Linked DNA regions of Homo sapiens: region 1 is linked to region 2. A link is an interaction called in ENCODE POLR2A ChIA-PET data of the cell type or tissue named here. Cell type or tissue: PC-9. All regions are shown on one strand. Links, peaks and the distances in the headings refer to the core of each region. The heading gives the core; the rest is flanking DNA. Region 1 has its middle 71 kb from the start of GNAQ. Region 2 overlaps GNAQ (G protein subunit alpha q).

Evidence for each region. ChIA-PET counts read pairs that join two places held together with the same protein. Peaks named below come from ENCODE experiments on the same cell type or tissue, not always from the same donor. Only the 100,000 strongest peaks of a DNase experiment are listed, where the experiment ranks them.
Region 1: POLR2A ChIA-PET joins it to region 2 with 8 read pairs; 2 of 35 experiments call an interaction of 5 or more read pairs at or near these places.

The regions. Positions count from the first base shown.
Region 1 is chr9:78,100,468-78,104,876 of GRCh38, forward strand. No RefSeq gene overlaps it. Among named protein-coding and RNA genes, the nearest start is that of GNAQ, 71 kb to the left of the region's middle. In PC-9, for the core only: no CTCF peak of the experiment used is centred there; no DNase peak of the experiment used is centred there.
Region 2 is chr9:77,924,271-77,928,679 of GRCh38, forward strand. The region is part of intron 1 of GNAQ (G protein subunit alpha q); the gene reads right to left. Among named protein-coding and RNA genes, the nearest start is that of GNAQ, 110 kb to the right of the region's middle. In PC-9, for the core only: no CTCF peak of the experiment used is centred there; a DNase peak (open chromatin) is centred at 2,221; H3K27ac peaks cover 1,992 bases.

The DNA of each region.
Region 1 (4,409 bases), core at 138-4,137, 180 kb after region 2:
GAGCATCAATTTCCCATCTCCAAATTGAGGATGATAATAATATGTAGGTATGTTATGAGGATTAAATGCTTACTGTTTACAGAGGACCTAGAACAGTGTCTGACACACAGTAAACACAATATAAGTATTTGATTAACAAATAGATGAAAGCTTTGTACATTGGAAAAAAGGACACGAGGTCAGAAATATGAAGAATAACGTTAAATAATTATGACTTGCTGATAATTTTCATGTAATATATCAGATAAGATTACATACTCCCTTCAAAAAATGATAGCACATCTCCTTTAATGTAAAACCAAACTATAATGTTACAAAAGAAAATAAAATTAATAATAATATATCAATATTGGTTTATTAATTGTGACAAATATACAGGAAAAAATGTTAGGAGAAATTGGGTGTGGGGTGTATGAGAACTCTGTACTATCTTTGCAAAAATTAAGTACATTGAAAGATATTCTAAACTAAAATTCTATTTTTTAAAAAAGAATATATGGCTCATGACTGTAATCCCAGCACTTTGGGAGGCCAAGGCGGGTGGATCACAAGGTCAGGAGATCTAGACCATCCTGGCCAACATAGTGAAACCCCGTCTCTAGAAAAATACAAAAATTAGCTGAGTGAGGTGGAACGCGCCTGTAGTGCCCAGCTACTCGGGAGGCTGAGGCAGGAGAATCGCCTGAAGTGGAGGTTGCAGTGAGCTGAGATCGCATCACTTCACTCCAGCCTGGCAACAGAGCGAGACTCCCTCTCAAAAAAAAAAAAAAAAAAAAAAAAGAATATGAATTAAGGAGTAATTATTTACTTCACAGAAATGTTGATTGTTAAATGACAGAATTTAAGAGCTGAGTCACAGTAATCTTGAATTCACCTTGTCTATTTTACAGAGGAGTGTTGATTTAGGCTTGCTTCACACGTGGCTAATTTTCAAGATCAAATTCACACAGGAAAACAAGGGGGGCAGAAAGACAAAGCACTAACCTAGAAGGTGAGGTGCATCATGTTTCACTCAATGTGGCCGTGGCTCAGGCACATCACAGTAACAGTTCTGGACCTCAGTTTTTCATTGGTTACTTTCACTCTAACATTCTTGATTCTAAACTTGATGTGCATCTACATCACAACATAAGGCAGCTCTGGGGAGCAGGCTCTAACTGATGCTTTCTCCAAGCCCCTAGAAGCTATGCATATGCAGTTTGTGTGCCAATTTCTGAGTGTGTGTGAGGAAATGCAGGGGTGAATCGATGGACAAATAACTAGACAAATATATTTGTTTTAAAGACTCAACATTGAGGACCAAGTTTTCATAGTGAATACCATTCAGCAAGTCGATTAATCAGATTTGGATAGGAGTAAATGTGGGCAAACCTTGACAATAAAATATTTACTGAAAGTCTGCAAGGGGAAGATGACATTCTAAATAGGTACATGCTATATGTTATTAACAGATCAAATTTGATTTAGAAAAGGAGAGATCTGGAATTTCCTATAAAAGCAAGAAAGACTATGAACTAACGCAAGAAATTTTGAAGCTGAAGGAAAGAAAGCTTATAAAGAGTTCAAGATAATGGGGCCTGATGCTGGCTGATGTTGAAGAAATGCTGTTACCAATAGCAGGCAGACCTGGATCTGACAGCCACCTGTTGAGAAAGCCCTGAAGAATAATGGCAGCTATTCAGTCAACAAATTTGGGGAGAAACTCAATTGCCCCAGAGGCCCTTTTCAATTCTGCTACTAGTTTTCATGAACAAATTGTCATTCTTATTGTAATGCTTACTTTACTGTGAAAGTCATGATATTTTTCTTCTGTAAAATACTATCCTAACACAGTCAATAATAATTAATGAGTGGTAACCCAGTGATTCATGGGCTATAATTTTTTTTACCAAGTAAATCATAGTCTCATCTTAGCAAGTTATTAAATGGATAAAAGTCCTTCAAATCCTGCAAATCATTTGATTTAAGACTTAATTCATGTTCAATGAAATTTATTTTTTTAACTATTTTAAACAGCATTGATTGAGACAAAAGCTCAAGAAAATGGGTAGTTTCTACATTGCTTTGAGATTGATGCTATTTAAAAGATTTGTGCTTGAAATATTGAAAACTAATGGCCACCCTAATTGTTCTTCTAAAGCTAAAGCTATTAAATAACCATCTTCAGAAGTATCCCTTGGAGCAGGTTTACTCGTGAGCATAGTATTCATGTTCTAGAAGCCAATGATGTTTTTTAGGTGGAACAAAAGGGATTTTCCTCTGCTTACATTTTATCTGGAAATATGTTTCATCAAGCAGACAGCCAGATGGAAATAGCAAGATTTTTTTTATAGTCAATAAATAACTCTGCTGCTAGAATAACTCAGACTTGACAGCAATCTACGCAACAGTTTATTCTTCTGCTCTCTCAGGATGTAAACACTGTTGTCAACAACCAATCAGATGCACTAAAGCTACAAATAGCATGTTTAGTTTATATGTATATGCAATCAGCTAAACAAAATTTTGAACATCAATGGGACCCATTTCTAATCACTTTGTTCTTGTTCAGGTCCATCACACTGCATAACTTCAGGGGGCACCAATCACATTTTAGTCAATATATAACTAATTGTAGATAATATGAATGGTGCCCCTGAGTTGTACAGTAGTTTCCCTCCTACAGTTCATAAACATTACACAACTTTTAAAAATCAGTAAATCTCAAGTCACTGAAGTCTTTCTCTCACTTTTAGCTAAATCAAACTTTCAAAGGCCATCGTTTTTTGTTTGTTTATTTGTTTGTTTGTTTGAGATGGAGTCTCACTCTGTCGCCAGGCTGGAGTGCAGTGGCGCGATCTTGGGTCACTGCAACCTCTGCCTCCCAGGTTCAAGTGATTCTCCTGCCTCAGCTTCCCCAGTAGCTGGGACTACAGGTGCGCGCCACATGCCCAGCTAATTTTTGTATTTTTAGTAGAGACGGGGTTTCACCATGTTGGCCAGGATGGTCTAGATCTCCTGACCTCGTGATCTGCCCGCCTCGACCTCCCAAAGTGCTGGGATTACAGGCGTGAGCCACAGCGCCCAGCCTCAAAGGCCATAGGATTTTAAAGAGAGATTTTATCGTAGATTTTTTGTTTTGTTGTGTTCATTTGCCTTCCCATCATTTCCTTCTTTGGGACAAGATTTCCATGAAATTTTGTTGAGGCTCTCAATCACCAATGGTTACAGTGATGGGCATGATGTCCAGGCCTGATCAATCATGGTGCTATATTGCTTGGATAATAGTGATTGGTCCAAGGGAAAGCATATGATCCTAGCATAGCTAATCAGTGTTCTTCCCTGAGATTTGATATGTGGATAGAGCTGTGATGATGAAAACGTGGGAAAGCTGGCAGCCACTTTCCCCACTCTAGAGCAATCCTGCTGCGTAAAATTAGACTGAGAAATTAAAGCCCACTAGAGAAGGGGAGAAAAATAGTCCTGAGAACATTACTTGAGTCCCTGGATTCACCTCTAATGTCCCAGTATGTGTGCAAATAACCTTTCATTTTTTGCTTAATGTATGTCGAAATGAGTTTCTGTCACTTGCATTCAGTGGAACTCTTTTCACCGCAGAGCCCATGACCACAAGTTTTTCATTCCGTTCAGGAAACTACTCTGAGTCTAGTCCATCTAAAGCCATATCGTTCTAGATCCTCTCTCAGAAACAGAAACCAAATGCTTCCTTATTTTAAACAGCAGATGTCTGGTGATATTAACTTACTTGATCCATGATATGAAGGCAACATTTCCAGGTTGTACTTGAGGTTACGAAGCAGACTTTTAAAAATATCTTCTTCATTATGTAACCTTTCAGAGAACAATTATTGAGAATGAGGAAGGAAGACTTCTTTCACCACCACCAAGTGTTGCCGAATCCTCACCCTTTGCCCCATTAAGCAAGTGGCAGGCACCTCACCTTTTACCATGGGGTAAGTTACTGCTCACATTAAGTTCATGAAAATGAAGATGTGAGCATCAGTGCTAATCCTAGTTCAGGTAATAATTTACAGTATCGGGTGAACGTGGGCAAATTATACAACTTCCCTGAGCCTCAATTTCCTCACTGGAAATGGAGAAAATCAAAATAGAGACATCAAAATAAATCTTATGTGTTTAGATTTGCTGTTTCTTGTAGTTGTTTCTTATTCATCTTATGTATTTTGATACCTCACACAAATCCTGGCATATAATAGACATTAATAAATAATTGTTAGGAAAATGGATGAATTAATGAACACATTTGCCTCCTGGGTGGTCATGAAGAATATATGAGACAACACAAATAAATTAAATATTACAGTGTTTAACTCATCCTAGCTGCTCTTATATATCAGCTCCCTTCTTCCCTCCCTTCATCTTCCTGGTGTTGGGACATGGGTCATTTT
Region 2 (4,409 bases), core at 118-4,117:
AATAAAGCTACAAAATTTTTTCTCATTATCAACCAACGATTTATAGAAACTAGTATTTTTACTCTCCCAAGCAATTAAAAGTATACAAGACAAAAAAAATCCCGATTGTTTCTTTATTATCACGATCCCAGAGCCAAAGGTTTGCTCTGAAGGCCCAAGTGTAAACAATCATTAATTCACAATAAAAAAAGAAGAAATCCTAATTTGTGAGGTTAATATCAGGCAACAGGACCTTTTTTCTCCTGGTCACCTGAGAAATTTTTATATACTTATCACTACCCTACGCCCCCACCAAAAAAGAGAAAGTATATGAAGTATAAGCACACTGGCATGTGTTTAAATGAAATCACGTTGGGCAAGAGCAGTCAACATTTGGCACTTCTTTGGATCTAGTCACCAAGCCCCTGGGCACTGTCCACACACTGGATATCACACTAATGTAGACTCCAAGTAGGGGCCAAACATGTGACTGATGAATGAATTAGGATAAATTAAGAGGAAAGAAAAAACAATAAAAGTATCAACTCTAAGATATTTTCCTGTTGGCCAGAAACACACCCAGGGATCCTTTCTCAACCATCTCATCTTGCTGGGTACCCCCAGGAGGCTGACCAATAGGGATTTCAACAGCTTTGTTATATTCTGTCTTCTGCTTGGGCTTAGCCAAGAGGAAACCAGAGAGCGGGACAAACAGGAAGGGGCATTTATTCTCCTAGCTTCCTCGCTGCAGTGGCAGCACAGGTGTGCTATGTTGCCTTCAAAAGGTCCCAGCTCCTGCTGGGTGGCCCTCTCCATACTGCTGCTCTCTCTGGGTCCCAACAACTGCTCCCTTGCCTTGTCCAGCTATTGCTTGGCCCCAGGTTACTGCACCAGCTCTTACAAGTTACTTACACCTGGTCCACTCCTCAATCCCCACACTGGAGTGTGCTGTTCGTTTCCTTCTGGAGCTCTGACTAGCACAAATACCAATCAAATGAAGGACAAGGAATACAAGGGAATGGAGGGCATCCTCTCTTTCTCCTCTGTCCTGTTCTCTATAAATCTTTTATTTATAAAGTGTTTTCTATTCAGTAACTCATTCTCATGACACACTTCTGGAAGCCAATCATGATAAAGAAACAGGTCTGGGCATGATTTTCACAATTATCCTAAATCCATGATAATTCACTTCTATTGCCCACAATTTAAAAATATCTCATCTGGGCTTTGACTACACCCAGTTTTTCTCCCTTTAAGCTAATTTTGAATTTCTGAATGTTATTTCAATTAAAGGGACCCATTTTGAATCTTGCTGCCATCTTCCAATTGACCAGCCCTAAATTCCAGGTAAATTTCACTCAAGAACTTAATGTTCACATTTTCATTTTATTATACAAATGTTGTGAATTCAAAGTGAAGGCAAAGTTTCACGTAAGAAAAATCTGTATGATGCAAATATTGTAGGCAGAATAATAAAAGTAGGAAATTAAGGTATTATTTGGCACTAGAACAGAATTCAGCCAAAAAACCAGAGTCATACATTGGTATCCACAAGGGATTGGTTCCAGGATTTCCCTCTTTGGACACCAAAACCCAAGGATGCTCAAGTACCTGATATAAAATGGTATAATATTTGCATATAACCTATACACATCCCCCAAATACTTTAAAACATCTCTAAATTATAATACCTAATACAATGTAAATGCTATGTAAATAGTTGTCATACTGTATTGTCATTTGTATTATTTTTACTGTTGTATTGTTTTTATGGCTTTTAAAAAATATTTTCTATCCAATGTTGGTTGAATCCATGGATATGGAACCCGCGAATAGGGAAGGCCAAATGCATATGGACTAAAACATCAACAAAGAAAAAAACTCAGCTTCTTTGTTCCATACAGTTCTATGACAGAGACAAATGAATTATTTCTAACAAATGTGTAAGCCAAATTTCATGTGTCATTCTCCTATTTTTATAGAATTATACCATACTCTCTGAGTTTGAAATGGCCATTTTAACAATCTAGTCCTGATTAGTATGAAAAATTTTGGTATAATAAAAAAACAGCTGTTCCCAAATTACATAAAATTATGTTGTTTCCTAAGGCCACATGAAAATGAAAACTGTAAGAGACTTCACAATTCTCTATCTCTGAATGAAAAAAAGCAGACTTTTCTACTAGTAGATTATTTCAAGAATGCAGTGATGACTAATGTCTTTTCACAGCATAGGGCAATGAAAAGCACAAATAACTCTGACCAATCTAAAGAAATATGACTCTGCTTCCAAGACCACTGGTACTATAAAATCTGGTGACAAGCCCTTACATAAAATATCTAGGGGAGGGATAAGGATCTCATTTTTGCTAATTTAAATATATCTCCAATCAAGTCATTTAATAACTTTAACAAGCAAATGAACACACACAAGGGTGTGAGTCCCAGAAAAAACCCTGCTCTTTCAATGGCCTATATAAATATGACTTGAAAATATCCCCATAAAAGTTATTTGTACCTTCAGGCAAGTACTCTGCCTTTTCTTATCTCAGCTCATCTAAATACCCAGAAATGAGATTACCCAGAAATGAGACTATTTAAGAACCATGCTATGAGAAGGCCACTTCATCCAGTGTGCGTAATTGGCTATAAGGAATACTAATTTTTCTTCCCTATTCGCTAGATCAGGATAAAGCACAGAGAGCAATCTCCAGTTCATTCACATCTCCTTCCATCAGAACAAACATCAAACACAAACTCAATATACTATGATACAGTGCATCAATTTGTAAGCTGTTAGAATACATCACATTAGACACACACTCTCACACAATCTGATGCTTCCATTTTAGGCCTTTTCTTCCCCCCAAGATCTTTTCAACACAACAGGATTCCCACATACAAGTTCTGCCAAAAATCTGTATTTACTCTATGTGTCTGATTCACATAAGCCATATATATGTTTACAATGATTATTTTGCCTATTTGCATGATATAGTCTGCAAATAGTAAAATGACCATTTTAAATCCAATCATATGTACCTTCTTAATGGTAATAAATTAGCATTTATTGTTGAAAGCAATCGTGGACTCATTGGTTCCTTCTCTCACTTAAACTGGCTTCTTGGGCTATTATGTTATCAAAAGAGCTGCCAAGGCCAAACCACATATACAGAAGCATTGCTCAATGCTTAAAAAATGTCAGTTATTACTGCCACTGCTCCGAAGGATGGTGGTGCCCATTTCCATACAAGGGCTCTGGAAAACAATCACTGAATACTACCAGGAACTTCAAGGGTCTACATGGTTTATCATCTTTACTCTGAAGAAAAAAAAGGGGGTGGGGGCAGAAAACACACCTTACCAGGGCCTCTCACAGACTGAGGGAAGCCCATACCACTTCTACTTTTTTTTTTCAAGGGTCTCTGTTATGCCAAAACAGTTACCAAAACTGTGGCATTTAAAGTTACACAATGAATATATTTATTTCACACTGCCAGGGCCTTTCATGACTGTATCTGGAGATATTGTCAAACTATCAGAAGTCTAATCTGAAGATCTTAATGAATGGGAAGGCTCAGGACGAATGCCCCCACCCCACTCTCTTAATTGGTCAGCACCCAGATAAACAACAGCCAAGAACAAAACCCAAGACTCATGGAGCTGAATTATAGAGTAACTGTACTTCAGGTCCACTGGTTTAAGCTAGGAGTTTGAAACATGAAATCTCAGCACCACCTCATCTGAACTTGGGCTACTTTCACATACACTTGGATGAAGTAGAACTAGAAATTTTAAGGAGAAATTTTCTACCAATAAGCACATCATCAATCCACACCTGCAAAGAAAAAAGTATTCAATAACACTGAGTCAAAACTCAATCCATGTGTTGTCCACATTCCAGGCTATATCTACTTTAAAATATGTGTATTCTGTTTTCTGCACATTTTCCTCTACTTAGATTAAAATCCTGCATTTGAAACACAGCAGCTCTAAGACCAAAGTTGCCATAACTTCCCGTCTTTTCATGACTGTCTGTTGAGGGCAAGAGTTGAATACAATTAACCATTTGTCCCCAGCATGGTCGTGCAGAAGATCCCAGACAATTTTTAAAATTTAACACAGAACAGAACTGAATTTAGTATAACCAACTACAAGTGGAAACTGGACATGTAATTTAGTGGTAACCAGGACTATTAATAATAACTAATCCAGTTAAGTTGTTTTAAAGGAAAAGACAGGCAAAACACATTGAAAATTCATTCACTGAAAGTATTAGAAGGTCATGTCAGTCCTGGACTTCTCAGTGTGGTAAAATCCTCCCAGAAGAGTCACTTGATCATACAAGGTTATTCAAAGGTACAAGAGCATTTTCTTGGAGTGCCCGTAGTAAACATTTGTGTATTAAAAACTAACATCAGTTGGTTGCA